Regions from separate parts of the Mus musculus genome. Here all the other regions are linked to region 3. Evidence: chromatin loops called from intact Hi-C (ENCODE). Cell type or tissue: heart. All regions are shown on one strand. Region 1 overlaps Phf21a (PHD finger protein 21A). Region 2 has its middle 31 kb from the start of Gm31473. Region 3 holds the start of Phf21a (PHD finger protein 21A). Region 4 overlaps Creb3l1 (cAMP responsive element binding protein 3-like 1). Region 5 overlaps Cry2 (cryptochrome 2 (photolyase-like)). Region 6 holds the start of Cry2 (cryptochrome 2 (photolyase-like)). Region 7 overlaps Creb3l1 (cAMP responsive element binding protein 3-like 1).

Region 1 (4,000 bases), 140 kb after region 3:
GTTCTGCTGAGCAGACCATCAGTCCACAGTCTGTATTACACTAGGATTAAAGGCCATCTACTATGGCTTGCTCACTTACCTCTTCAAAAGCTCTTTGTATTCAAGCATTTTAAATTGAAAGATGAAACTGATAGCATACTGTGCTTAAAACTCTTTATACAACAGCTGGCTTTGTGAGATAGCCTTTGCTGATGCACACTACAGCACTTCCGGTGATCAAATGGCATTTAACTGTCAACTGCCTGTCAACCCTAACCTGCTGCCCAGGTGCCATTTCACATTTGAGAAGGCAGTGGTGGGAGGCATGAGCTGCCCGTGCTGTGCCTTGGGTGGTTTTAATTGTAGACACTAATAAGGAGTGCTGGTGGGGTGGGTGAGTCCACAGCTTTACATGTTGTTGTTGTTAAAAGGAGGTTTTAAAAGATGAGTATATGTACATGCAAACACATATCAGGAAGAAAAGGTAAAGAATTCTGTATGCTCAGTATCTGGATACGTGGTGCTCACATGATGTGGAAGAGAAACTTGAGGGGTTTTTTTTCCTGGTGTGCAGAAGAGAGAGGGCTGCTGGGGACTCCTGCAGGGCTGGGCATGTTCTCCCGACACTGTCGGCCTACCAGGCCGTACCACATATGGCTTAGAAGACATGATGAGTACAAGCACCAGACTGACCGTTTCAATTTCTAATTGCAATTTATAAAAGTCAGGCACAGCTGGTGGCTGCCAAAGTGTTCACTACATTTTGGAAGGAAAAGTTAACGTGGAATAAATATCAGAACCAGTAAGTTGGCGATGAATGTTTGTGTTCCTGGAAGGTCTGCATCTTGCGTGACCAGCCATAGTGCCAGGTAGATGTGTATGTGGTGTAATGAGGTGGTTTCTGTAACAGACATTTGTAATCATTCTAGTAAAAAGTCAGGCAAGTGTAGCTCCAGAGCTCCAGAAATACCCTCTAAGTGTCAGCTGGGTCCTCACCAAACGCCTCCTCCAAGATCCAGGGCAGGGCCTTGTTCCCACCTGGTCAGTTTCCTGACTGATGATTTCCACATCAGTTCTCCAGAGGAAGATTTCAGGCAGTGGCCCATCCCTCCCTTTGGAATAGAAAACTGGTGTTTCCTGTACAGCATCATTCTCTGCAGCCTGGGGTTTACTGCCTCTGAGGTGGCAATTGTGCTGATCCTCCTGTGAGTTTCTCTTCTGCTCTCCCAGGGGGCCCTCAGAAAGATGACACCTTTCCTTTGTGCCATACAAGGCAAATTGCCAGATCAGTTGAGGTTATAGCAATCAGGGATAGAGACAGTGTGCAACTTACACAGGAATTAACTGACTTTATGCAGTTAGAAAACCCAGAAGCATTAAGTGGGCTCCTGGTATGTACATTTAGATGTGTACTGTCCATTTCCTAAAACCATATGTTTACATGAGGCACTCACTACAGTGAATTTTCCTGTTTACAAGTGACCCTAACTTGAGAAACTAGAGTTTGTCTCTCTATAATAAGAAGCATGCTCTACATACGCAAAGGCTCATAGACAAACTCGATTGCGTTGTTTCCTTTGGGAGTTCAGCAGCATATGGTTCAGTGGGATCACATTTCGGTCTCCTAATACCTGTTCTCCGTGTCTCCTAGAAGACTGTAACTACAGCTTCTATGATTACCACAAAGACACTACCTCTCGTCTTGAAAGCAGCAACTGCGACCATGCCTGCCTCTGTTGTGGGCCAGAGACCTACCATTGCTATGGTGACCGCCATCAACAGCCAGAAGGCTGTGCTCAGCACTGATGTGCAGAACACACCAGTCAACCTCCAGACGTCTAGTAAGGTCACTGGGCCTGGGGCAGAGGCTGTCCAAATTGTGGCAAAAAACACAGTCACTCTGGTAAGCCAGCAGCTGCTACTCACGTGTTCACATGAGAGGGTTCAGGTTGTGCATTGAAGAGGGTATCCATTTTGGGCTCCTGCTGGGTTTTGAGCTCCTATCATTGCTAGAAAAGCAGACTCCCCTATAGGCCTATCACATGCACATGTGCACACACACATCGAAATCTGAGTGCTGAAACCCCCTGTGCTATATTCTGCTTTGAGGAAAACCCTCTGCTACATTCTTTTAGTTTATTATCCCTCTAAATTGAATGAATCCAGGAAGTACTTAGAGTTGGTTGGGGCACATTTGAAAAATACTCAAGAAACTCGGAGGTTAATGTTCCAAAGGCTGAGTCTTCCAGAGGGAGGATCACCTAAGGAAACACGTGAACAAGACTGTCCAGGATATTTCTGGATCAAGCCATTTAGATACTGTTGTTCTTAGAAGTTGATGAGAGCCAGGTCCAAATTGTGCTACTCAGTTATCTTCTTCAAATGACAGAACTCTTGGTGACTTTTTGAATAACGATCAATAATGAGTTAAAGTAGCAACTGAAGGTTTGCCGCTCTCCCAGGAGTCCTTAGAGACACAGCCCTATCCCTCAACCAGACACGAGTAGTGCCAAGTTCTCTATAGACTGGGTGTGGTGGCACACCTTTAATCTAGCACTCATGAGGCAGAGGCGGGTGGATCTCTGTGAATTTGAGGTCCAGTGAGTTCCAGGACAGCCAAGGTGACACAGAGAAACCATGTCTCAAAAAGCCAGAAAAAATGCTCCCTGTTGAGTAAAGCTTATATCTCTGGGGGAGGGGAGGGAAAATCCATGTGGACAGACAGTAAATTTGATTTTACTTAAGATATAGTTTTGACTCTTAAAATATAAACGTAAGGGTTCATGAGTGTAAGAAAGCCGTCCAAGATTGCTGAGTGTGCGTGTATGTGAGGAGACAGGAGTGCGGTTGATCACTGTATGGGACAGAGAGTCTAGGTGAGACAGGAAATAGTTTCTAAAGCAGTGTTGGTTCACATAGTGAACTGCATGGGAAGAGCAGGTGGGAGTTCTGTGTTGTGTGGAAGGCAAATGCCCGTTTCCTTTGCGTGTCTGCCTCCGACACTGAATAGAGACTGCCCTCGGATTTATTTATGTTTCCCTGTTTCTTAGCAGGTTCAAGCAACACCTCCTCAGCCCATCAAAGTACCACAGTTTATCCCTCCTCCTAGACTCACTCCACGCCCAAACTTCCTTCCACAGGTGAGTGAGGCAGTGGGAACTCCACCCGTGGGAAGTGTGGTGATATCCTCAGGGGCTTGCCCATGCAGTGAAGGGGCAGTGAAACTACCTGAGAGAAGGAAGGCGGCCAGGATAATACCAGTGGAGGGAAGCATCGTGGCACCATTACCTTGGTTGGGGGAAATATAGCCATATTTAGCAAAGGGAAACTTTGCTAAAAAGACTAGAAGGAGGGCTGGAGAGATGGCTCAGAGGTTAAGAGCACTGACTGCTCTTCCAGAGGTCCTGAGTTCAATTCCTAGCAACCACATGGTGGCTTACAACCATCTGTAATGAGATCTGACCTCCTCTTCTGGATTGTCAGAAGACAGCTACAGTGAGTCTACTTACATATATAATAAATAAATCTTTTTTAAAAGTGGGGGGGAGGAGTGGGCAAGCAGCCCCTTTTTAAAAAAAAAAAAAAAAAAAAAAAAAAGACTAGAAGGAGAATCAACAGCCAGACGAGCCCTTGTGACACCTGGCTTACAGGAGTTGGCATAGGGGTCTGCATCGGGCTTTTCTACCCAGCAACTAGACTGACTCTGCTCGACCCCAAGCAGTCCATCCAATAGAAAGACCAACACTTATGCTCTGAGAGTATAGCTTTCAGACACAGAGAAAAAGGAGTCTGTCTGTGAGGGGTCATATAGTACTAGCATGAGAGAAGACCATCCTCTTATTTATCAGATAGATCTTTACTGTTGGTAGCAAACGTTCCAAGCTATTGTGTCCTGAATATGCTAATTTCCAAGACACAGCTGCAGCAGCATCACAGTTGCCTATAGGGTATTAGCGTCCATAGGGGAGTACGGTAGACTGAACGTGTGGATGGGACACAGACCATTCTGGACTGAGAAAGT
Region 2 (4,000 bases), 120 kb before region 3:
GAGACAGATCCAGGGGGCAGGGCCCCACCCCACCCCTGAATCTTACACCCAGATGATCAGAGATGCAGGCGTATTCAAAAAGGAAGATTCAACCTCTTCATTGGGGGCACTCCCATTTAGACACAAGACCCAGACCCAGCCCCAGCCCCAGACAACACTCCTGTTACAAGAGCCGTGATCTAAATTCCTCGTGGAAAGTCTGTCTGAATTAGACACCTCATTTTAATTCCCATTTCCTTTTTAAGTCCGGTCCCTCCTTCTTGAGAACCACATTTAAAGCTGCGAGCTGGCCTTCCTTCTGTTTTTGCTATTTGTGTGCCAATTTCAAGGGTGGGGAGAGCCACGTTAATTTAAAAATATAGCACAAATAGCAAAATGAGGCTTAGTTTAAAGTAAAAGCCACAGAAAGAGTTTTCCCCTTCCCTTCCATGCGTTTCAGATTTTCCTAGATCCACCTTTATGTCTTCAGAGCCCAGACATAGGAAGTGACTGAGCCTCACTGGATATTCTTCCAAGCCTGAGCAAAAAGCCTCCAGCTCATGCTCTCAGGCCACCTTTATATTTTATTTTTCTGTTTTAGAGATTTGAGTTCGGGGTGGGGGGGGGGAGCTCAGAAAGCTGGCCAAGTCCCCGATTCCATGGTAGGGTTCTAAGCACCGGTAGATTTGGGATTATAACCAATATCTTCCAATCAGTTGTGTCTGCTTGTGCATTCTGGGTATTGGGAATGTAACTGTTAATTAAGGGAGTTCCTAGATTAAATCCAGGTGTCATTATTTACTAGTTTTTTGACTTTACATCAAACAGGAATCATGATCCCCACGGTACAGGCCATACTGTATCAAGGTCTAAAAAGGGCCTGGTGCGACCAATAGGCGGCGGCTGTTATGAAAATAGACCCTCTCGTCTGTGGGCTCTCTCTTTAGTCATCATCTGCCATTTTGGAAAAGGAAAGAATATTTGTAATCTACTTCAAGTGGAGGGTCTACCTCCATTTTAAATCACCCTCGGGCTCACTAGAAGGGAAGACCTGACCAGACCGAGCTGAATTTGCAAACACCTAGGCCTTTTAACCGAGTGGAATCTCTGCCGTTGCCCCCTTATACAAAACAAGATCGAAGCGGCTGGGACTTGGGAAGCCTTGAACGAATGTCAATCGGTCTAAAGAAGCCGGTCTAAATGCGGCGTGGGCTCAGTCACCTGGAGAAGGAAAGCCACTGCAGGCGGCTGTAGGCAGAGGGGACGGAAACTCCATGCGCGAGCGGCAGCGCCCTCTGCTGGTTATATGGTGCAAATCCGGAGCCTAGACCCGCCGCTGGTCAAATGGGACTCGGGATTCCTTCCGCTGCCTCCGCCCCCGCTCCGTCCCTTCTCGGGATCGCCGAGCCTAGTCTGGGTCTGGATTCCAGGAGAGGCGTCCCCATCCTACGCTTGAAGGCAGAGCAAGGACGCTGCTCCAAAACACCCGGTTCATCAGCTGAGCGGAAGCTGCAGGAATCTACCCAAATCCACCAGCGGCTGCTTTTGCCTCCCAGAAGCCGGGGCTATCCGAGGTGGTTTGGAAATGGCATCGCCTATGGCCAAGATCGAGGGTTCTGCGGACAGAGAGGAGCCCTGGGTTCGCTTTCTGCCTCATCCAGCTAGGTGACCTTGGGCAAGGTACTTAAATTTCCATGTGCCTTGTTTTCCTCATCTTTAAGATGGAGAGAATGCTCCCGACCTTGACGGATTGGCTCGAGGATTACACTAGAACAGGCAGCCTAGGTTGGGATTCTGGCATTGACATCAGCTAGTTGTGTGCCCTGGGGCAGGTTACTTAACCTCTCTGCCCTAGTTTCCTGAAAAATAGGGAGCATAACGGTACTTACCTCCGAGGGTTGTTGCCTGCAAAGCGCTTAACACTGCGATGGAAGAGTAAGCGCTTAATAAACTGTGGCTATTATGACTGTTGTCATTATTGTCCTTAAGAGCACTGAGCACAGGAGCAGAGGTCTATCGGGCTGGTTATTATTATTATGTTTCTCGAGTATGGTTATTTCTTTCCCGGAATTGTTAAAATTATTATTATTATTATTCACAAACTCGAGTCCTTATCAGTAGCTGAAGGACAAACAGTCTTCCCGAATTAGAATCCCGGGAGGAGGGCCAAGGACGCGGCGGCGGGCTGCAAGGACCGGGACCTGCGGGGAGGAAACCCGCGCCCGGGTTAGCGCGCGTCAGAGCCTCGGTGACGTCTCTAGGCCCTCGGGCTAGGGAGGCGCGGCCTGCGCACGCCAGGCGTCTGCAGTGGCCCGGGACGGCCGGGTGGTACTCCAGCTACGTGGATGCCCGGCTGGGAAAAGCCTCCCTGGGTCAGACCCTGCGCCTGCCGCTGCGGGGTGCACCCGAGGCTCCGACCGCAGCCTGGCCGGGAGGACGGAGGTGCCAACCCCTGCTCCGGTGTCCGGGCTCCGCCCAGCCTGGCGCACCGCTACCCGCGCGGAGGCTGCTCTGCATCAACATAATGCTCCCCATCCCTGCATCCTCCCGGAACCCATTCCTCATCATCCCTCAGGGCCTCAGCTCAGATTCTCCTCCCTTGGTGCTCGCTCTGACAGACTCCTCCTCTGTCTCTGGCGCCTCCCACTCGCCCGCAGCGCCCGGAGCACGCCCCGCAAGTCCACTTGGTTTGCTACGCACGCATCTCCAACTCGCTGCATCTTGTCCCCGTTACTCTCCGTCGCAGTGAAGGTGACACCACCCACCCGATCACTCGCGATGCGTCCTGGATGCTTCTACCTGCAGTGGTTACTACAGTCTACGCTACTCCCTCTGTGACCTTGTGAATTACCCTCACTCCGTTGGGTATTAACATCTTCCTCTCCAAGGTCTCCCGAGTACATCCTCCTGTATTTCGAGCCCCGTACACCCCTATTGCCCAAGCCTCGCAGCTTCTGTGGAGAAGCCTGGCGCTCCAGGCCCTCCCCATCTTCCTGAGCAAGCAGGTCTGCCATTTTCTAACACCTCATAAACTAATCCCAGTTTAGACCCTGCCTGAGTAGCACTATTTAAGTTGTTCAGTGTTTACTCCCTCTCCGATTACCTTTCCTTATTCTGCTGAACTCCAGAGGGAGTCTCTTCTTCAAGGGTGTCCCATCCCCCGTTCTACTATCTGGCGGTGTGAAATGTTTCTGGACTACAGGACCTTTCTAGGTGGCCAAAGGTCTGTGCCCCGCCCCCTTCTGCTCCCTTCTTCCCATAGCTGGGTTCCTTCTACCTAGAACACCTTTTTTCTTTCCCTCATCCCTCCTCCACCCTAAGGACCCCCAGCCTTCCCGATGTACCCAACCCAACCCAACCTCGACTCAATCAAATATTCCTTTGAAAGGTTAAAGGCCAATTTAAGAAATCTGAACCTTACAAAAACTGCATTTAAAAAAATTGCATTTAAAAATCTGAAGCTTACAAAAACTGCTTGTCTGTATCACATGCTCTCTTTCCTTACTTAAGGTTTCCTCTACTCAATCCAGAGTTTCTTAAAAGGGCACGGATCCTTTGGATCTGGGTGGAATTCTTTGAACCAATTTCTATCCCTTCCCAGAGGAATCACGTTGGGAAGCACGTTGGGGCTTCTTCATTCCCAGCACACGCTTTTATGTTTTTACTCCATATCTTGGTGCCTATAGACACTTAATGGAATCATCTAAAATTACTTTAAACGTTGAAGAGACGCTATTAGACTGAATATATAATCGTGTAACTTGATTTTTTTTAAAAACTAGGCAGCATGAACCCACATTAATGTACGTATTTCTTGATCATACTTTTTCAGTGCTGACGGGGGACCCGTTATGAATTCAGCACATTTTATTTTTCCCGTCTTCTAGAAGATATTTAGCTCATTTTCACTTTGTTTTTCTGTTAGAAACAATGCTATAATAGCTTTTTTAAAAATCTCATTCCCGAGTTTGAAAGCAGAGTTTGGGTAGATACTTGGGTGCAGAATTGCGGGACTCAGGAC
Region 3 (4,000 bases):
TTTCTGCTGTGAATTCTTTTTAACCTAAAACTACTACTAAATGGCCTATACACGAAAATAAAGTTCACTTTTTTTACTTTTAAGAAATCAGAATTTAAAAAAAAATGCCTTCTCTTGAGAAGCTAAATTTAAAATTTGCAGTTCACAGAAGAAAACCTCTTCATATCCAGTGATCTCAAAGCCCCTCTGGTAAGATAAAGACTGTGCGCTTATTTTTAAATACTATTTCCTGGAGAAAATATTATTTAATGGAAAAGACGTGACTAGTAACAAATCAAGTCTAAGGCTCTCCCTGGTCTTGCCAGCGACTCCCTTTGACTTTGGGCAAATCATCTTACTACTGTTGCTCTTTATCTGCAAAAACTGGACTTCATGCCTATGGGAGTTGCATGGTTAATCAATGCCTGGAAAATGCGTAGTGGCAGATGCTACAAAAGTGCTGAGCCTTAAAAACAAAACCACCCCCAGCCCCCATTTGTATTCCGTTGAGGTTGAGGTTTATTGTTATTTAACATAGGAAGGCTAACACTACGTTAAGTCCAGCGTGCAGCTCAGAACAGAGATCACTGTCCAGATGGGATTTTTTTTTTTAAGAGCTAAGATTTTTTTTTTTTTTTTACTTTTAAAAAAAATTGTGGTTGGGGGTTATTTTATAACCCAACAATTCACCCGTGCAAGAGCATTAAGCTTCAAGTTGAAAACTATCGATTTAATAATTTAAATGAACCTCCTCAATGATTAAAAAAAAAAAAAAAAGGCCCTCCCCGCTCAGCCAAGAAATCTCTGAAAACAAGAATTCTTCTGATGTCGTCCCCCCCAACCCCCGCCCCTGCAGTTCTCCATGTTACAGTCCTTGGAGGTGGACTAGGCATAAAATACTTTCACTAATAAAATATGACAAACCGCCGGATTATACGTGGCCGATTCCCAGTGATTGCCCTGCTACACAAAGCAGAAAAGTAAATGCCATCATCCCCCTTAGAACAAAAGAACTTAGGAATAAAAAACATGGAGAGGGGGGCAGAAAGCAGCAATAAATAAAGGTGAGCGAAGGACCCCGTCCCCCGCCCCTCCCCGGAGCTAGAGTGGGACTCGGCACGGCTAATAAAGTGGTTCAAGGGTAGTTATTTGCAAAGGGGGCGGGGTGGCCGGGGATTGCATGTTGCATTCGACTTGAGCTTGCATCTTCTCCTGTTGCCTGGACCACTCGCTCCCCCATTGCAGTGCTTCCTCCTCGCTCCTGCCTCCTTTCCACCCCCACCCCTGCAAACTGCTGTTGCACTGGAGGGAGTTGGGGTTGCTCGGGAGCCCCCCAGCAGCTCTCAACGGCGGGAGGGGACCGGGGCTCGGGCCTGGCCGGGGCTGCGACGCGGCGGCGGGCCGGGAGTTTGGCGGCCGCTCGGCCCCAGCGCCGCCGCCGCCGCTGCACCGGAGTTTGGCTGCTGCTGCCCTACTTCACTCTAGTTTAGTTTCACTCACTTTACATCCGGGTTTTTTCCCTAGGCAATGGGTGCCGCAGCACACCCCGTTCCTTAGGCAAAGTGAAATAAATTCGCCGCACCGACACGTCAAGTAGTCCGCCCGCCCGAGCGCCGCCGCGGGCCCCCGCCGCCGCCCCGTGCCCCCGTGGGGGTCCCCGGCGCCTCCCGCGAGCGACGGGCTCGCACGCAGGGGCGCGGGGCGGCCCGGGACCGTCGCGGTCCAGCTCCGCCCGGCCCCCCGCCCGCCCGCCCGCTCTTCCCTCGTCCCCGCTTCCCCAGCTCCAGTCCCTCTCGCCCGGCTCTCGGGAGCGGCGGGGGCGCGCACGGCGGCGGCGGCGGGCCGGCGGGGCCGCGCGGCGGGCTCCCGCGCGGGCGAGTGTGTCTGGGCCTGGGCGGAGGGATCCCCGGGCTGAGGCGGCGGAGGTGCTGCGGCCCGGGGCCGGGTGGTGAATGGGCTGGTGGTGCTCGCTGCTGCTGCTGAGAGGAGGAGGAGGAGGATGAAGAGTTGGGCTTGTTTGTCTCCCACAGTTTCTCTCCTGCTGCTCTGATTCCTCCCTCCCCATTCCGGCCCGGGGCCTGTGTGTGTCTCTCCTGGAGGAGGAGGAGGCTCCAGTTCCTCCCCCCCACCCCCTCCTCCCCACCCCCCCTTGCCTGGGGAAGAGGAGGAAAGAAACAGCCCAGAGAGAGAGAGAGAGAGAGAGAGAGAGAAAGAGAGAGAGTGTGAGTGAGTGAGAGAGAGGAGAGGAGGAGGAGGAGGGAGAAGGGAACAACCTACCATCTTAACACACTAATATCTAAAAAGTGCGAGAGGCCCAGAGCAGCAGCAGCAGAAGCAGCAGCGGCAGCTCCAGCCTCTTCCCTCCCTCCCCATGAAGAAGAGTTCCCTCCTCCTCCTCCTCCTGCTTCTCCTGCTCAGAGTTCCTGCCTCCAGCTGCCAGGGGGGACAGCCAGCCAGCAGCAGGAGGGTGCAGTATCCCAGCTTTTTCCATTCTCTCTTTTCCTCACTCTCTCTCTCTCTCTCTCTCTCTCTCTTTTTTTCTTGAGTAGCTCTATTTCTCCTCCCTCCCCCTTCCCCCCCTCCCTCTCTCCCTCTGTCTTGTCTCTGGTGTTTGTCTCTGGGAAGGAGCAGGGGCTGCTTGCTTGGAGTTTGTTGTGGGGGGGAGGTAGGGGGAGGGGAGGGGTGTGTGGGAGGGAGGAGGGAAAGGGGGTGTTCTTGTCAGGACCCCTCAGTCAACTTGAGATTTCAGCAATAACTTCCCCTTCGGGGCGCCCCCCTGCGTGCCCTTTTCCTATTCCTCTCCCCCCCCCCTCCAGGAAAAAAAAAAAGACAATGGGAATACCTCGTCTCCCCCCTTCCTCCCCTCTGCCCTCCACCCCTCCCTAGGATAGATTGGAAGTAAGTTTATGAGCAGCCTCGGGAGCCTGGGCGCTGAGTACAGGGCCAGAGCGGGTGACAGGGGCGGCGCGTCGGGGGTGGCGGCGAGGGGGCGACACAGAGTCCCCGTGGGGGGTCGGGCTGGGGGGCCGCAGGGGCGGGGGGCGCGGGCCGAGGCCGCCCCCCGCGAGTGCCTGCGGCCAGGGGATGGCCGCCTGGGCCCCTTCCCCACCCCCACCCCCTGGGATGCTGTCGGGGGGAAGTTTTTATTATGGTTATTTAATTTTAAAAAATATTTTTTTGGGAAAACCATCTTGTTTGGTGACTGAGAGATCTGGTTTAAAAAAAAAAAAAAAAAGCTGCGGCTGCTGACGCTGCCGGGCCCGAGTGTGTGTGAGTGAGTGTGTGTTGGTGCATTTGTCTTGGGTGGCCGGAGCAGCGTTGGGGAAATTCCGCTTATTCTTCTTCTTCTGCAACTTGTTATTCCGAGGAGTCCGCCTGCACCCCTCACCCTGGGGCGGCCCTCCCGCCGTCGCCGCCGGCCGGCCGCCCCGGGACCCCGCGCGGGCCGGGGACTCGCAGGCCCCTCAGAGAGGGGCCGCGGCCGCCCCTCCCCCCCGGGCCGCGGGGGGAGGGGCGCGCGGAGTGGGACTCTTTCCGTTTGGTCCAGCCCCGCGGTGCACGCAGTTCCCAACACTTCTCGTCATCCTCTCTCTGCTCTCTTTATTCTGCTGAGCGGTGCTGTTAGGATTTCTTTCTCTCTCTCTCTTCGCTCGCTCTCTTTTTTTTCCTACCTCCTCTTCCTCCCTTGACCACGCTCGCAATGGTGGGTAGCTGCAAGGTGGCCCTGGCAGGGGAGGGGTTTGATGTGGACACTGGGGCACCGGGCGAGAGAGGTCTCCTTTCAACTTTGTCTTGTGGCTTGCACCCCGGGAGGAGGCCACATGCCGATTGTGGGGTGTAGATGTGCCGGGAGTGATTTCTAAGTAGTTGAGTTGTTGAGATGAGGGTACGACGGCTAGTGGTAGACAGGTTTTGTTTTCGTGGGTGAATTCGGTGTCATCATATTCCGGTCATATGTTGAAATATTCTTTGTTTAGGTCTTGAAGTAGAGGATCTCCCTCTGCACGTCCACATTGTGTTG
Region 4 (4,000 bases), 180 kb before region 3:
TGAGCCATCTCTCTAGCCCTCGTGTCTGCTTCTTTGAGACAGGGTGTTGTTAAGTAGTCTAGGCTGGCTTCAAACTCATGATCCTCCTGCCTGAGGCTTCTGAGTGCTGGAGTTTCAGGAGTCTACTGCGCCCCTCTCAGGCTGTTCTCTATCCTGAGGCATCAGGCTGTGGGGCCGCCTCACGGAGGCTTGCGTCCTGGCCTCAATCATTCCAGCTGTTGACTCAGTCTGTGTAAGCAGCAAGTGGTGACTCACTAATGTGTTATGAAATCGATTCAGTGGGTCGTGACCAGAACTTAAAAAAATATACTTAGAAAATTTTTCCTTGACACACAATAACTGTACATATCTATGGGGCAGACTTGGACATTTCATTACATGTGCCAATGCACAATGCCCAGACCAGGTCAAGGGGGCATAGCCATCAGCTTAAACACATATACTTCTTTTGTGGGGCACTGAAATGCTGTCTCCTAGCTATTTTGATATATATAATTAATCATTGTTGACCACAACTTCCCTACTGCAAAGCATTAGAACCAACCCCTTTGCCAGCGTATCCCTGACCCCACTGCCCCCTCTCCCCAGCCCCCATTTTCTCTGCCATTCCTAGCCCCTAGGAACCACTTTTGTGCTTTCTCATTTTACCACATACAGGTAAAAGTATGTTTTTTATTTTCATCTGGGGCCTTGTGTATGCCAAGCAAGTGCTTTATAAAGTCTAAGTTAAATAAACTGGCCCCATGTCCATGTGGGCATTTATAGCCAGATTTTAAGAAAAAATAGCACAAAACAAAATACAAAATAAGTAGAAAATATCAGAATCCATCAAACATACTGAAGTAAAAACCCTGGCAAACTATTAATCTCAGCTATATGTATACTTGGTACAGATGTCAATTTTCTTTTTCAGAAATAAACAGACAAAAGCTTTGACCATGATTGTGGGAAAGCTAATTAACCCATGTTTTAACCTCCTCTGTGCATAGTGGGGCTAATTATAGTTTCCATTGCTAAGACTATTGTGGGGAATAAGCCAATCCATATGAGTAAAGGTTTAGGATAGTCCCTTGTACAGTCATAAGTCAAGAAAAGTCATATCATCAATAAAACACTCCAGGGCCAACACATAGTAGGTGCTTTTTTTTCCTCTTGAAGAGTCATTGATGTGCAACACAGTGTTACTGTTGTTCATGTGCACTAGCTGGTTGGTTGAATGAGATTGGGCCAGGGTTGCTCCAGGCTCTGTATTCCACCTGGAGACTGTGAAGGGGATTGGCTCCAGGACCAGTCATTGGCTTTCTGCGTCCTGAACTATTAGGACACAGGCAGGGATGAGCAGTGCCTTCTGCTTCAGGATAAGGCTCAGCAATGGATGTGTGGTTTTTCAGGAGCAGGGAAGGCGCAAGAGTCTGGAACCATAGAGACCTGTTCTCAACTCTTCCACTACTTGCTGACTTTTAAAAACTTCTCTATAGCTCCTACTCCACAGCATTGCTATGGGGATCAAATGTTGGTTAGACTCCTGGTACCCACCTCATATGATTATGAGGATGCTATGGTTGAGTGCACGAAGCACTCAAAACAGCATGTGGTAGGTAGTATGTATGAAACACTTGGTAGTTAATAGCAGCCCCTAAACTCAGGCATGAGCTTGGACTCTATAGAGGGAGGTGGTTTGAGGTTCCCCTCTGAGCAAGTGTGACAAGAAACTCCAGGGCAAAACGAATCCAGAGACACCATTGGTATACTCTGGGCTCCCATTTCTCTTCTTCCGGGATGCTTCGTCATTATTTTATATTTTTCTTTTTACTTAAATTTCCCCAAGTGCTTTCATGTATTCCAACTTCTCCATACCCTACGGTGGGCGACCTTGAATTTCTGATCCTCTTGCCTTCACGAGGTACTGGGATGGAACTCAAGGCCTTGTGCATTCTAGGCAGTAGCCCTTACCTACTGAGCCACGCCCCCAGCCCTTGCACCCGTTTATTACACCCCAAGGAGCAAAGGCATTGCTTTACATTTGATGGGCAGGGCAAACAGAGCCAGACAAAGCCAGAACGTGCCCATGGTCCCTCAATACCCAGACCTTCCCCTGCCACCACACCACACACCTCTCTGTTTGGGACTCGCCTGGCTGATGCCAGACTATATTCCTGGAGACAAGTCTATGCTTTGTTCACCTGCTAGCCACTCATTCAGTAGCGGTGCAGGGGTAGGGCCTTGCATCTCAGAGTAAGGCCACTAGTGTTTTAGCTGTTCAGTAGAGTCTGGGCAGTGCCGTACAAAGAGCTCAGGGTCTGAACAAGTCTCTAGAACAACTGAGAACCTAGACAGAAACGCTTTAGGGATGTATGATCCATTCTAACGACCATCATCCCAGGCCATGATTGAGAGGTTCACATCCGCAGCAGAACCAGGCCATCCCACCTGGGGGCGCTTCCTTCCAGCCGAACTCGGGGATTGGGATGCGGTGATGGTGGTGGTGGGGCGCTCTCCAAGGCTGCGGTGGGGCCCAGGGGAGGGGGTTGCACAGAGCTGGAAGAGCCATGAGTCAGCGGCCACGGTATTTCTCCAGCAGCTGCTCCGCAGGCGATAAGAGTTTGCCAACCCCCTTCCCGGGGGCCTGGGAGAGAAGAGCCAGCCCCCTCCAGCCTGGGTTAGGGGTCCCTGAAGGTTTTCCAGTTTTAGGAAAATAAGCGAGGACCCTCTTTGGGGGTGCCCGAATGAACTTGCTAGGGGGCCTCAAATGGCCGGGTGTTGTGAGACACCCCCCACCCCACCTGCTAGAAACAACAGCCAACGCTCAGCAGGCTGGGAGCGGTGGGAGCCAAGTGGAAGAAGAGGGCGGCCAAGGGGCAGGCAGGGTGGGGTAGAGGAGCTCCCGCGCTCATTCCTCCCTGTCCCAGGTTCCTGGAGTGCTGGGTGGATGGTGGTCCTGTCACATAGCACCTAGACGCATCAGCCTCTCATGGGAGCATTGCCACCAGTAGCTGCTCACTGAATAATGTAGCCTACTTCCATCTGATGTCTGGCATTGAGCCGGCATCTCAGTTATGCTGTGAGACAGCAGGAACCCGAGAAAGTCAGTGGTCTATGCCCCTCAACTCATTTGCTAACAAGAAAGCTAAAATCCAGAAAGAGCAAGCCATTTACCCACAGTCACAAGGCGTGTCACTAGTATTTCGGATGGGGTTCTCCGCAGCTCTGGGATTGAACTGAGGGTAAGGAGGTTTCCCTTATGTTCTATACCCACCTCCCTCCATCCCCGTAAAGCTCACTCTAGAGATTTCAAACCTCCCCATCTCTGGCCCTGGTCGCTCTCGCCCGCTATAGAGCCTTCCTCCAGCTCACACAGACACACAAGAATCATATTTAGGCTGTCTGATGGAAATAGGGGGTGGCGCTGGGGGGCGGGGGAGGGGGGAGGAAGGCCGGTGGCCAGGAGTTCACAGAAGGCTCACGCCAGCGTTTGAGGGGGCGGGGTGTTCTGTTAGGGTGGGCAGTCTTGGGGGGGGTGCCATTCCGTACAGGCAACGGGGGTGGGAAGCCAGAGAAGGAGGCACTGGAGATATTTCCCTCCTCCTTAAAGACTTTTTCCTACACTTGTGCCAATATCAGCTCTTTCTCGGCCGCCACGGGCAACAGGCGCCGGTTCCACTCCCTGGAAGGAGAGGTCCCCAGACCTCCGGCTCTCAGGCCGGCACCCTGCCTCCCCGGCTGCTGCTTCTCTCCTTGGCGCTACAGCTCAGCCGCCCGCCCTTTAAATTTTAGGGGTGGAGGGAGCCCTGCTCGCTCAGTGCTGCAGTTACGTGGCTTAATCGGCCTCTTGGGCCCCGCCCCTCCCAGGAATCCCGCTTGCCATTGGTGAGAGCAGAGAAGCTCCTGGCCAATGATAGGAGGCTGCGAGCCACCGCCCGCCTGACCAGGAACGCGGTTGCGCAGAGTAGGATCCTAGACCTGGAAGCTTGCTACACGGGGGAGGGGGGATATAATCAGT
Region 5 (4,000 bases), 240 kb after region 3:
TCAGCTCCATCCCTGCTCTGACCAAACATCTCTCTCCAAAGAGCCTTTGAATCACTGGGTATGATGCTTTGTTTTTTCCTTTCATCTGGTGCTAAGATGGACTGATGGTTTTGAGCATGGCTGGAGAACAGTCTACCAACAAGCTATAACCCAGCCCTGTGCAGAGCCCTTGATGGACACATGAAGCACTCCCTCATATAGCTCTTGATGTGGACACACAAAGCTAGTCCCTCATAGCTTTTGACTCTCAGCCTCATCTTTCATTGGAGGAACTTGTTTTATCTTCAGCTGAGAGAAATATCTGAATGGGAATATTAAGTCTACTGAGCTGAGGGAGGCTGAGGCTGTCACCATATCCTCCAATGCTGGCTGGCCACTCCTGAGGCTGGGAAAGCATTCTTCTTTAGCAGGCTGCCTTGGGCCCTTGATCCATTGCTAGTACCTAGCTGCTGGCAAAAGACCTTGTCACTTGCATGGGGACAGAAAAGGCTGTGCTTTTGAGGGACAGACTACAGAGAGACTGCAGGGTCAGGGAGTTTGGAAGCAGGAGTCCTCAAGTCCGTGGAACCTGCACTCCTTCTCTGGTCATAGGGGGGTAAGGACCACGGATGCTGTGGAACCTCTGGGCCTTGGCCTCTCCCTCTTGCTGATTCCCACTGCACAGAAGGTAGGCCATTTGCTATCTGGATCTAAGCAAATGGGAAATGAAGCCAAAAGAGATGAGGAGGGGCCACCTGACACCCAATAACTGACCTGATGGGTTTTACCAACTCAACAGTGTTATTGCTTCTTTTGAGACAGACAGTCTCACCCTGTAGCCCACTCTGGCCTGGAACTTAAAGCAATCCTTCTGCCTCATCCCTCTTCAATGCTGGGACTACAGGCATGCATCAAGCCTGGTTGGCTGCCCTTTCCATAAGCAAAAGCTGTCCACAGAAGAAAGTCAGACTGGTGCCAACTGTGTGATCATGTGGAACTGCACCTCCCTACACTGCTAACCAATGGTGTGACCTCAGGCAGGTTACTCAACCTCTCTCAGCCCAGGCTTGTAATCTGTCAGATGGGGAGCCTAATAGCTGCCTGCTGGACAGACGAAGGGAGATAATGCAATCAGGCACATAAGCCAGCGGCCAGCACAGGGTGGACTTTCCAACTGGGAGCTGCTGTTAATCTTGCCATCAGGAAGAGTTTTTAGTTTTCAACCCCTCAGACATGAAGCTGACCCACATCCCTGTGGTCCTGACTGTAGTCAGTCCCATGGCTCAGAAACAGGGCCATACCTTCCGTTCCAAGTGCTTGTCCAGGCGGGCCAGAGCTTCTGTCTCTCCTCCTTGCCAAACAGCTGGGCCAAGTCCTTCCGTGGGGAATCCTACAAAAGGAACAGTAGGCAGTAGCACTGCAGGTCAGGTCACCCCAGAAACAGCTCAGTAAACACCTTTAAGATGATTCACAAATATAAAAATGGTAATTTCCACGATTCAGACTGATCTGCTCTTTAAACGGAACTACAGACCTTGGACTTGGTGCTGTGAGGACTGAGAAAACCCTTAAAGTGCAGAAGGTTAGCTTTATTCAGATCAGAAGATGGTGTGGGCAGGAGGAGGGAGGCAGGAAGGTGGGCTGGGTACCTAAAGCCTGGATTAGTTATCCTAGTGAGGAAGTCCACTGACCAGCACCAGACAGTGCCTCTACTGATGGAGAGAGGGAACTACAGAAAGAGGCTTCAGCTACAAACAGCAGCAGCCTGGCCGGGCACAGGTAGTTAACTAACTGGTCATATGGTGGATAACAGCAACCTTTTCTGTTTTTCTTTTCCTTTTTAAGACAAGGTCTCATGTAGTCCAGGCTGGCCTATTTCTCCTGCCTCTGTCTCTCAGTTTCAAGGATTGCAGGCATGAGCCACTAAGCCAGTATTTTCTAACTTTGACAAGGAAACAGGAAGGCCACGTCCCCCACAGGAAGCAGCGGCCTGTGTGGTGTGCTGTAGGGCACTCACCCAGCTCCTCCAGGGAAGGCACGCCATAGGTGTCGTCATGGTTCTCCTGGATCTCAGCTCTGCAGCTCTCCATCTGCTGGCTGCTCACAGCCACCGCGGGCTTCTTGGGCAGCTCCATGCGGCTGATGAGGGCCTGAAAGCGCTTGTAGGTAAGGGGTGGTTTCTGCCCATTCAGTTCGATGATTCTGGGGAGCCCAAAGCACATCTGAAGTCACTCCTGAGATTCTTTATTTTGGGGTCCCTGGCCACCCCAAAAAAAGAGCGCAAGACACAAGAAGCTCTGAGGGTTGCTCTCCTCATCACCTCACGGTCCCGTCCCTGAGGAGAAAGGGGGGCACAGGGGAGGCTGTATCTCCATTTTACCGAGAGGGAAAATGAAGCCCAGAGAGCTGGAACAGGAGCCTCAGGTAATGGAGCAAGGCAGGGCCAGAGCTGGGACTCAATTCCAGGTTCCCTGGTGTCCACGTGGAGCCGCCTAGAGACAGAGACTGACCGTATCTCTCTAATCAGACAGAAAATCCCCATGGGCCTCTGGGCACCTATCTGACCACACCAAGGGCTTCTCTCTACCCCATTTCGAGCCTCCGAGGGATATACAGTGAGGGACATAACATGCTCCTTTCTTGGAGGATCAATGTCCTGTTAGCCCTGTTCACTAGAGCAGAGATGTGAAGGCCGGCTAATGCTCCCTCAGTCAGAGTCTGGGGCTACGGTAAACAGCAACAGTATAAAGAGTGTTGCAGTGTGCCAAGCACTTCTCACAAGCAAGAAGGAAAGGCATGGGCACTGGAGAGGAGGGTTCACTGCGTCTGTGAGGATAAATTTCGATGGTCTGTAGGCAGATTCCTAGGCTCTCGCTGGCCGAGAAGGAGCTTATGCAAGGCCTGCCTGTCCGGGTGAGTTCATTTCCCAGTTTGTTCTCCCTGTGCTGCCCCCATTAGCCCAGATAGGAGCTGGCTGCTGCCTCTGCAGTCCCTGCCCTCCCCTGGCACGTGGCAGGGGAAGGGCTCCACAGCAAGCCTCTCCTCCTGAGGGCTTGGCTCACGTGCACAGCTGTGTGACCCAGCCTCCTGGCAGCCAGCCCTGGGTTGGGAGGAGGGCAGGGAGCAGTAGCAGCTACAGAGGGTGGCATCTCTAGTAGGGAAGGGGAGACAAAAGCACAGAGGCTGGCCCCTGGGGAAGGAGGTTCTGCTGTGGTTGCCAGCACCCCGCAGGGGTCTCTAGAGCCCTCAAACATTATCAGAATGCATGGCCCTGAAACCCAGATAGGCCAAGCAGACCCGGGATCATCCTTGAGTGGAAACTAGGTCTGAGAGAACAGAGGCCTGCTGGGAGGAGTCTGATGGGGTCTGCCAAGGTTAGGGTTCTGTAGTTAGGGAGCACAACAGAGGAGGGGGGGGAGCATGAAACTCAATGAGCCAATGACAGATCTATGAAGACTGTGTGGAGACAGAGCCTCCCTGCTTTCACAGCTTAGGTCTAACCAAGCCTCTTTTGTTATCCAAATCGGGTTAACCTCTTGGTGACTTCTTTAAGCCCCCAACTCTGGCCCATTATTGTCCAGTTCAGTTAGCCCTCTTGCTGAACTGGTCCAAATTCCACTTAGGAGGAGCCCCAGTCCCCAGTCCTCACCATGGGCAACCTTACCGAGAGCCCCCGTGTCTTACCTGTCTAGGTCATAGAGGGTGTGAGAGTTCTCAGTCACCACCTCCACGCCAGCCTCCTTGGCCATCTTCATAATGGCTGCATCCCGTTCTTTCCCAAAGGGTTCAGAGTCATATTCAAAGGTCAAACGGGTCACCCCCCATTCCTGCATAGAGATAATCTGTTATGCTTGGTTCAAGAAGAGGGGCCTGGGTACTCAGCTTCTCTCTGGGAGTGAGCAGGGCTGACCTTGAGCTGTGCTAGAATAGCTACAGAACAAAGAAAGGGCCTGGACAATAGTTTAAATCAGAAAGCAAAGAGCCGGAGCTCTGCAAGTGTGGAGTTGTCAGCCAGGACCGG
Region 6 (4,000 bases), 250 kb after region 3:
TCCCATTCTCAGTACCTGCACTCCCACAGGACTTGAGATGTTGCCCAAGCATCTGAGCTGCCTCAGTCGTTTTCTGCTTCATTCTCTCGAAAGTGCCGCTACAAAAGGGTGACCCACAAAAATCAAAAAACCATAAAACCAAGCATACTGGAGTTCAATCTACCTTGTGAAGGGGGAAAAAAGGCTCTTTTATTTCCACTACCACAAAGGAGTAGGCAGTCATAGATAGCGCTCCCCCCAAATCCCAGTAAAAAACGAAACATCTTCATGACAACATAACAAATAAGAGTCAGATTCTATTGACTCTGTCCACACTGGCGCACTGCCAAAAGGAAGGGGAGGGCAAAGTCTGAGGCCTGGTTTAATGTCCACAGCAGAGATGGTCATTTGCCGGTGTTTGTCAAACCCAACCTCCTATCTATGGAAACTGGAGCGAGACAGAGTAATAGCCCAATCTGAAAACTGTGTGGGCTGGCTCTTCACAGGACTATCTTTAGTTGCTCCCTCTGTGTAAATGGGGCAGGAAGGGGCATTTAGTAGGCGTGCTACTAGGAACACTTGCTCTCCTAGCAGGGCAAACCCCTCTTGGAGAGGAAAGAGTGGACGCTGAGAGCCACGGTCTCCTGGGAACTACCTCACTCATCTGTGCAACAAGGCCATAAGCAAACACCTCTCATAACAATGCAAACAAACCAAGCTACTGCAGGGAGGCCTTTAGACAGTGATGGGAACATGGTGTATCAAAACGTCTTGTTTCTGAAGACTGGTTACAGAGAAAATACATCAGATGCCGATTTATTATGTCACAGCATGCTGGGAAAGGGTTCAGCCTCCTGGGAGTTATCACCGAATCTTCATATTGTGTTCTTGTTTTTCCACATCAGCTCCTAAAAGTCTCATCTGTAATGGCCCAGCTCTCCTAAAAAACACTTCATGACAACAGGCGGAAGAGCTGACGGGTGATGCAACCCTCTTTGAATATCTTTCTAGCAACGTTATAACTACACAGGGATCCTCTCAGATGGGTTAGGGGACCTCCTGAGAGATTGCTCATTGGGTAAAGGCACCCGGCTTTCCACCCTGGAACCGTATGGTGAGTGAGAACCTGCAAGTCGTCCTTTTAACTCTATACACTGCCATGCCATGCATGTCCTTTCCCAATCAATGTTTTTTAAAAAAAATGCGTCAAGAACACAAAAGTGCCATTACCCGATGATGCCCTTGGGGTCTTTTTAAAACCGGCTAATGCTAAGCTAGGTTCCCTGATCACCACCACGTTTGTCTGTGAAGAGAGGTTACGCGGGATGGGAAAAGAGGCGTGGGGGAGAGTCAAACAAATCCGAGGCTTAGGGAAGCCCTTGGGGGGGGGGGGTCCACGAGGGGCTACTTCTCTTGAAGAAGCTTTTCTCCGCTCCCACAGCACACCCCTAAAAGCCCAGTCCCCATTCTTCCAGGGACTGGCTGCAGATCCTCCCTCAGGTTGACTTCGCGTTTTTGACGAGAGTCTCGTCAGCATAGAGGGACCTCTGTCCCCCAGGCCTCCCAGGAGTTCAGAGCGGGCCACACTGGGCAAAAACGCTGTGTCAGAGTGGCCGCAGGCTGGAGTTCCTGGGCCCAGGGGAGTCCGCTTGGTGTTGCCACCCCGCAGCATAGGGTCCCCTCACCTCCATCGGTTGATGCCCACAGACGAGGAGGCCGCGAACCACGGGTCGAGGATGTAGACGCAGCGCACACAGCGCGCCCCGCGCACGGCAGCTAGCAGCGCGGGGTTGTCGTGGAGCCGTAGTCCTTTGCGGAACCAGTGCACCGAGGACGCGCCGTCCGCGCCCATCGATTGCGCGGGGACCGTCGCTGCCACCACAGCAGCCGCCGCCATCGCCGCCTGGACTGGGTCTCGGTCTGCCGCTCCGCCCGACCGCCCCGTTGGTCCCGCCCAGCGCCCGCCCAGCGACCTATGATGCAGCCTCTCCCTGGCATGACTCCGCCCCAAGGAGTCTGGATCGCCTCTGTGATTGGGTGAGACCCGGTGGGACCCTCCCTCTGTTCCATTGGTCAGCAGCGTCGGCGCAGGCTCCGCCCCCTCACGTTCCCACCATGTGTGGTCCCGCTTGGTAGCCACCCGCCGGTGACGCAGGACCGCGCTGCGTCCGCCCCGCGTGGGCTGAGTCTGGAGGGACCTCGGATCTCCTACGCATTTCGCGTCCCCGGGAAAGACAGGGGTTGCGGTGACTCCGGCCGGTGGCTGACAGACCTGTTACCGGGCCCTTTCTAACAGTTCATTGTCCTGTTCATATGTGAGGCTGAGCGGTGATTGCCTTACACAAACTGTCCTATTTTCTATTTTCATCTCATCCTGGTAACGTTCATTTCATAAACACGAATAAAACAGATGCTTGTTAGTCTTACTCTGCAGATGAAGTAAGCTTAGGGCGCCCCAGTTTGAATGACTTGCGCAATACCATGAATCCAGTAAGATTCCACTCAGAATCTTCCGATTTCAAAATCCACTTCCTCGCAGAGAATCTTGGTATTTGCATACAGAAAGGCATAAGGATAAAGGAGACGCCCTTTTATGCGGCAGGAGTGGGTTTGGGAGAAAGGACAAAGGTTTCAGAGGACGTGGGTTGAGGCAGTAATTATGCCCTCAAATGAATTCATTTCTTTTACGTTCTGTTTAGCAGACACAGTGCAGTTATTTTGCACAAAACTCTGAACTGGATTCTATGTGGGAATCAGAGATGTGCAGGGCAATATTCTCCTGTCTCCTTTGGGAATCCTTTGATTCTTTGGAGATTCTGGCAGAGTTTGCTGATTGAACAAGTGCAGCAACCGTTGCACTTGGGCTAAGATGGGCTAGTTGGGATGGAGGGCTGGAGCTATCCAGCAGAGAACTGTTCCGATTTGTCCTTGTGTTGATCCTATGGGTAGTCACCTTCCCCATCTTGGGAATGAGCAATGAAAGAATCTAGAATTTAGTCAGCAATTTAATGGCATTAATTGGCACCACTCTCTGACTACAGCGTCATTACGAGCCTCTCATTTCCAGCGCTTTGGACATGCTGTTCTCTCACATCACATGCCCCAGCCCACACCCTCGTGCCTCCTGTTTTCCCTGTGACAGCTGTTATTTTCCAGTTTCCTGGGCCCAACCTGCACAGGGGCTCACCTCATTTGGTGTCTTCCCCCCACCCTCCGGTTTTAGTACATAGTACTGGGATTGTTTAGCTATTGTATGTCAGCTCCATCAGACTATAATCTAGCTCAGTACTTGGTACCGAAGGATCATATGAATCAAACATAAGAGGCTTGCATTGGCCAGAGCCTTAAAGTCATCCAAGTCTCTGCCCGACTCTCTCCTTTGAATCTCTTCTGCAAGTACTTGATGAGTGAACTGATATTCCCTATGCTTTTCTTTAAACACTTGGGTTTTTTTCATTATTTTTAATCTCATGTTTAGCTGTGTGTCTGTGTAGGAGTGACGGCAAGTGTCTAGTGGACTCCTGAATAGAGTGTTTCTGGGGGTTGGAGTTACAAGGCTGTTACCAGCCTCCTGTTGTGGGTGCTGAGAAGTACCCCCAAGTCAGGTTCTCTGCAAGGAACGTACACACTGTTAACCTCTGAACCATCTCTCGCGCGTCCCCTTTCTTTTCTTTTCTTTTCTTTTCTTTTCTTTTCTTTTCTTTTCTTTTCTTTTTTTGGTTTTTCGAGACAGGGTTTCTCTGTAGAGCCTTGGCTGTCCTGGAGCTCACTTTGTAGACCAGGCTGGCCTTGAACTCAGAAATCCTCCTGCCTCTGCCTCCTGTGTTGGGATTAAAGGCGTGCGCCACCAAGCCCGGCTTACCCCCCCCCTTTTTTTTTCTTTTGAGGTATTGTATGCTTTTCTCTTTTTTTTCTATCTCCCTGGGTCCCCCTACAAGGAAGAGAACAGGGAGAGTAAGGGGTGGTCCATTCACAAATGGCCATTCAGGGAATAAATTCTTCTCTTCTCCTCTAAACTCCC
Region 7 (4,000 bases), 200 kb before region 3:
GTGCCACTTACTTCCTGGGAGAATTAAGGAAACCCTTTTCTTTTCTCTTCTAGGCTAGTTCCTCTGGGAAGTCAAGGGGAGAGAAAAAAAAAAAAGAATGTTTGTTGGACACCCGTGCCAGGCTTTATATAAAGCCCTTAGCTTAAAGCCAATTAAATCTCACACGAAGCCCTGGGAATGAGGTGCTTTAAGCCCCGCTTCCCAGAGCTCATCATCAAGGGTCCCCGTAAATTGGCTTCCTGGCTCCAGTCTGCTGCCTGCCTCCCAGCTTCCCCTGCAGGGTTTAATCTATGAGAATCTATGGAAAAGGCGGCCCCTGGCATTGTGTGAAGCTGCAGTCCGGAAACCAGCCCGCTCAACAAGCCACCTCCTTCCTCAGACGTGCCCTCTGCCCTGCCCTGTGCTTCACTCCCTCCAGAGGCTCATTCATGTCCTCCCTCCCCCTCCCTGGGGTTTGTACTTTAGCACAGCCCCTCCTCTTCTGTGTCTGCTTCCTCTCCTCTGTCCTTGATAGCCTTGGCCCGCCCCGCCCCGCCCCCGCGCCAGCCCCACCCCACCGCTCCATCGCAGCCCCTCTCCTCTCAGTTCTCCTCCCAGCTCCCAGCTCCTGTCCTCCCTTCTAGCCTCTCAGCCTTGCTCACCGCCCCCACCCCCACCCCCGCAGTACCCCTCCTCTCCATACACTCCCTGCTCTCCCCTCTCTCTGACCTCTCATCTGTTTCCTCTTTCTCTTCAGCCACGTAAGATTCATGTCCCTGGCATATGAAGGATGGCCTAGAAGTTCTTCCATGGGTCTACCGGAAGTGGCCTCTACCTCTGAAAGCCATGCTAATCTTTGCTGTTCCCTATACTCTTGCTGTTCGTGGCCTGTCTTTCCCCTCATGTCAGGAGCTATTCCAGAAGGCAAGGTATATGCTCACTGTAAGGATGGCAGTTTCTGGAGTCTAGAAATCAACATGAAGCCAAGATGTGCACCCTGGCTCACACAACTAGCAAATGCAGAGCCGGCTGTGACTGATTCTGAAATGAACCACACCGCACTCCATTGGGGTGGCACCCACATCACAACTACCATGCTCCCCAGGGGTAGGCACTCCCAGCAGAGTCCTGACACCTGCTGCAGGTCCCCTGTGCCTCAGCGGCTTTCTTAACACTGTCACATCAGAAATGACTGAAGACTGACACTCACTTGCTGTCCCTAGAACACTCTGCCGCCCACTAAGTCTGCCCTCTCCACATCGCTGCGCCAAAGGATCTCAGAGAGGCAAAGAATCTGGTCCTCAGGCTGGAGAGATGGCTCAGCAGGTAAGAGCACTGACTGCTCTTCCAGAGGTCCTGAGTTCAATTCCCAGCATCCACACGGTGGCTCACAACCATCTGTAATGGGATCTGATACCCTTTTCTGGTGTGGCTGAAGACAGCTACAGTGTACTTACATATAATAATAAATAAATCTTTAAAAAAAGAGTATAGAATGAGATAATGCCAACCCAAATCTCTTATAAATATTTATTTTTAATTTTTTTAATGTGTATGAATGCTTTGCCTGCCATTGTGTCTGTGTACTACCTGGGTGCTTGGTGCCTTCGGTGACAAGAATTTGGCATCTCATCCCCTGGAACTGGAGTTGCAGGTGGCTGTGAGCCACCATATGGGTGGTTAGGCACCAAACATGGGTCCTCTAAAAGAGCAGCCAGTACCAAGCCATCTATCTCTCCAGCACTCCAGACTTTTTGGAGACAGGGTCTCACTAATGTATCCCTGGCTGGTCTGGAACTCCTCATGTAGACTGGGCTGGTCTTGAACTCATAGATCCACCTGCCTCTGCCTCCAGAGTGCTGGGATTAAAGGTGTGAGTGCAGCTGATATGGCTTCTCTCTAGTAACTGGCTAACACCCAGAGTTTGGAGGTACTTACTCTGACTGGCTGCATAGACACTGTCAGCTGCGATAGGGTCTTCTTTCACAGTCATTGAGCCGGAAGAGAATGCAGGAAGGCAGGGCACAAGGGAGCCCAGCACCAGAACGAAGCACAAGGCTGCCACCTAGTAGTAGACAGAGCAGTCTATTATTAGTCGGATCTGGGGCAGGGCAGGCCTACAAGACTGGCCACTCCCAACTCTCCTCACCCTAAAGCATTGGACGCAAAAGGCTCAGTTTCCCCCAAATGCCTCCCCAGAGCTGGCTGCTCTCTTGGAAGCAGACACAGGCTGTTCAAGTCACCTTTAATCCAATCTAGTGACATGAAAGGGACCAGAGACCAGAGGGCGGGGTTCTGTGTGGTTTCACCTATAGAGAAATCAGGAAAGGAAGAAAGGGGAAGGGGGGAAGGGGAAGGGAGGGTTGCAACTGTGACCAGGGAGAAGGACACATAGCCACATCACCTTCGCAGCCTGAGCCTGAGAAGGAGCCAAGGGCCCCGGGGAGCTCCAGCGAGGCCCTGCCCTTAGAATGTCAGAGGCAACATGTGCTTACCAGGGAGGACAGACTAATGGAAGAGAGCCACTCAGAGGCTGAGCCTGACCTAGGTGTCCCCTCTAGCCTTGGGGACCCTGAGGGGGGCTCCTTTATTTTCTCCCTATCACCCATCCCAAGAAGAATCACACTCCTTGAATCTATAGAAGCCACTTTTCCAAGGACCTGCCTTTCACTAGATTTAGCAGCATCAACCTCACATCTATTAGAACTGGCCTGGACAGGTCACTGGTCCCCTCAGACTCTGCTCACTGTCCTGGAGAGCTAGCCTCAAGAAGAGCTTCCCCCTGCTGCCTTATGCTAAGGAGTAGCACCTACCATGAGGCAGGTGCCGGTCTGCGTGGCTGCCATCTTGTACGGTCTGGAGATCTTGCTGGTGACCAGAGTCTGGAGTTTCTGCAGCTGCTGGAGCAGGGTCCTGAGGAAGGCACAGAAGTCACCATGGGGACTCAGGTACAGCAGCCATGTCTGCATCCTGGCCTCTCCTGAGGAGCCCTGGCTGGCTCCTGACTGGGCCTCTATGCTTTGGTGCCCATTGTAGTCAAGATATAAAAGGTCACCTCCTGGTAGGCTTTCTGCAGCCTGGCTTGGGTCTCGGGGACCTGACTCATGGTGGGAAGCTGGGTCATCCTGTAGAAGCTTAGGGGTGCCTAACTCTTGCTCCTGACTTCTCAGGAGAGGATGGATTTCCTTTTCTTATGCAGCACCAGTCACAGAGATATTGACTCTCCTCCCTTGCACCCCACAGCACCCTGATTCCACAAGAAAGACACTTGACATAGTGTGTAGTGCAGTCAGTAAATGGGCCATTGTTTATGTTCATTTATTGCTGTTTTACCATTATCACAGCACCTGTAGCACATTAGCTTTATTTGGGGAGTTCCATTGTTGTCTCAGTTGCTAACTGAGGGCAAGAACTAGGTGCTGCCCAGCACAGAATCCTGGTTAATACTGCACTTCTCCACCCAGCAGTGTTCATGCAGTTCCTGAAGTGGACAGCAGGTGGCGCAATAGTCTTAAAACAGATTTTTAAGGGCAGAGGTAGCGAGGTGAAGTTTGAAGGCTCCGCCCCTACCCCATTCCTGCCTGAGAAGCTGGGTCTGAGAAAGGAAAGGAGAAAATATGTAGCAAGTTCTCCTGAGGCCTGGGAAACAGAAGGATGCCCAAGTACATAGGAAGTTCATGACTGAGCTACAAAACAGAAAAACCCTGATTTCAAAAATTGAGCACTCAGGTTAGGCTAGGTGGTGCACGCCTGGAAGAAGCCTTGCACTGGGCCAGGCAGCCAGAGGGGAAGGAGGATCAGGAGTCCAAGGACAGCTTCAAGGGCATCATGAGTTTGTGGTCAACCTGGCTACACAAGAACATGTTTCAAAAAGTGACAGGGGTGGTTAAATGGCTCAGCACATACAAGTACTTGCCAGCAAGCCTAATAACCCCAGTCCCGTCCCTGGTACCTATGGGTGGAAGGAGAGAATTGACTACTATAATTTGCCATCTAACCTGCACAGGTAACAGCATGGTGT

What was found. Peaks named below come from ENCODE experiments on the same cell type or tissue, not always from the same donor. Only the 100,000 strongest peaks of a DNase experiment are listed, where the experiment ranks them.
Region 1: it touches region 3 in a loop (2.1-fold over the local background); 2 of 42 quality-filtered maps call a loop at or near these places.
Region 2: it touches region 3 in a loop (3-fold over the local background); 13 of 42 quality-filtered maps call a loop at or near these places.
Region 4: it touches region 3 in a loop (2.3-fold over the local background); 7 of 42 quality-filtered maps call a loop at or near these places.
Region 5: it touches region 3 in a loop (8-fold over the local background); 12 of 42 quality-filtered maps call a loop at or near these places.
Region 6: a loop joins it to region 3, with 6 times the contacts of the local background. A loop is called at or near these places in 12 of 42 quality-filtered maps.
Region 7: it touches region 3 in a loop (3-fold over the local background); 10 of 42 quality-filtered maps call a loop at or near these places.

The regions. Positions count from the first base shown.
Region 1 is chr2:92,325,283-92,329,282 of GRCm38, forward strand. It overlaps Phf21a (PHD finger protein 21A), which reads left to right. Exons shown (of 19, transcript NM_001362829.1): 8 at 1,634-1,882; 9 at 3,030-3,119. Among named protein-coding and RNA genes, the nearest start is that of Large2, 44 kb to the right of the region's middle. In heart, no CTCF peak of the experiment used is centred here; no DNase peak of the experiment used is centred here.
Region 2 is chr2:92,057,351-92,061,350 of GRCm38, forward strand. No RefSeq gene overlaps it. Among named protein-coding and RNA genes, the nearest start is that of Gm31473, 31 kb to the left of the region's middle. In heart, a CTCF peak has its summit at 2,435; DNase peaks (open chromatin) are centred at 1,311 and 2,431; H3K4me3 peaks cover 2,251 bases; H3K27ac peaks cover 1,350 bases; H3K27me3 peaks cover 2,134 bases.
Region 3 is chr2:92,181,907-92,185,906 of GRCm38, forward strand. It overlaps Phf21a (PHD finger protein 21A), which reads left to right and starts at 2,276. Exons shown (of 19, transcript NM_001362829.1): 1 at 2,276-2,446. In heart, no CTCF peak of the experiment used is centred here; DNase peaks (open chromatin) are centred at 1,545, 1,865, 2,385, 3,495 and 3 weaker places; H3K4me3 peaks cover 3,897 bases; H3K27ac peaks cover 3,301 bases.
Region 4 is chr2:92,004,621-92,008,620 of GRCm38, forward strand. The region is part of intron 1 of Creb3l1 (cAMP responsive element binding protein 3-like 1); the gene reads right to left. Among named protein-coding and RNA genes, the nearest start is that of Creb3l1, 18 kb to the right of the region's middle. In heart, CTCF peaks have their summits at 166, 2,428 (motif pointing right) and 3,742; DNase peaks (open chromatin) are centred at 181, 2,551, 2,691, 3,851 and 1 weaker place; H3K4me3 peaks cover 2,073 bases; H3K27ac peaks cover 2,134 bases.
Region 5 is chr2:92,420,882-92,424,881 of GRCm38, forward strand. It overlaps Cry2 (cryptochrome 2 (photolyase-like)), which reads right to left. Exons shown (of 12, transcript NM_009963.4): 3 at 3,664-3,806; 4 at 1,997-2,181; 5 at 1,281-1,369. D930015M05Rik (RIKEN cDNA D930015M05 gene) reads left to right here. Exons shown (of 4, transcript NR_040621.1): 3 at 1,932-2,145. Among named protein-coding and RNA genes, the nearest start is that of Cry2, 11 kb to the right of the region's middle. In heart, CTCF peaks have their summits at 1,702 and 2,926; DNase peaks (open chromatin) are centred at 1,050, 2,180, 3,030, 3,710 and 1 weaker place; H3K27ac peaks cover 1,379 bases.
Region 6 is chr2:92,432,148-92,436,147 of GRCm38, forward strand. It overlaps Cry2 (cryptochrome 2 (photolyase-like)), which reads right to left and starts at 1,922. Exons shown (of 12, transcript NM_009963.4): 1 at 1,665-1,922. The coding sequence starts at 1,876. It overlaps D930015M05Rik (RIKEN cDNA D930015M05 gene), which reads left to right. Exons shown (of 4, transcript NR_040621.1): 4 at 1-161. In heart, no CTCF peak of the experiment used is centred here; DNase peaks (open chromatin) are centred at 344, 1,080, 2,014 and 3,134; H3K4me3 peaks cover 2,850 bases; H3K27ac peaks cover 1,247 bases.
Region 7 is chr2:91,984,244-91,988,243 of GRCm38, forward strand. Creb3l1 (cAMP responsive element binding protein 3-like 1) reads right to left here. Exons shown (of 12, transcript NM_011957.2): 9 at 2,793-2,892; 10 at 1,918-2,044. Among named protein-coding and RNA genes, the nearest start is that of Dgkz, 36 kb to the left of the region's middle. In heart, CTCF peaks have their summits at 419 and 2,055; DNase peaks (open chromatin) are centred at 408, 1,948 and 3,508; H3K4me3 peaks cover 851 bases; H3K27ac peaks cover 2,017 bases.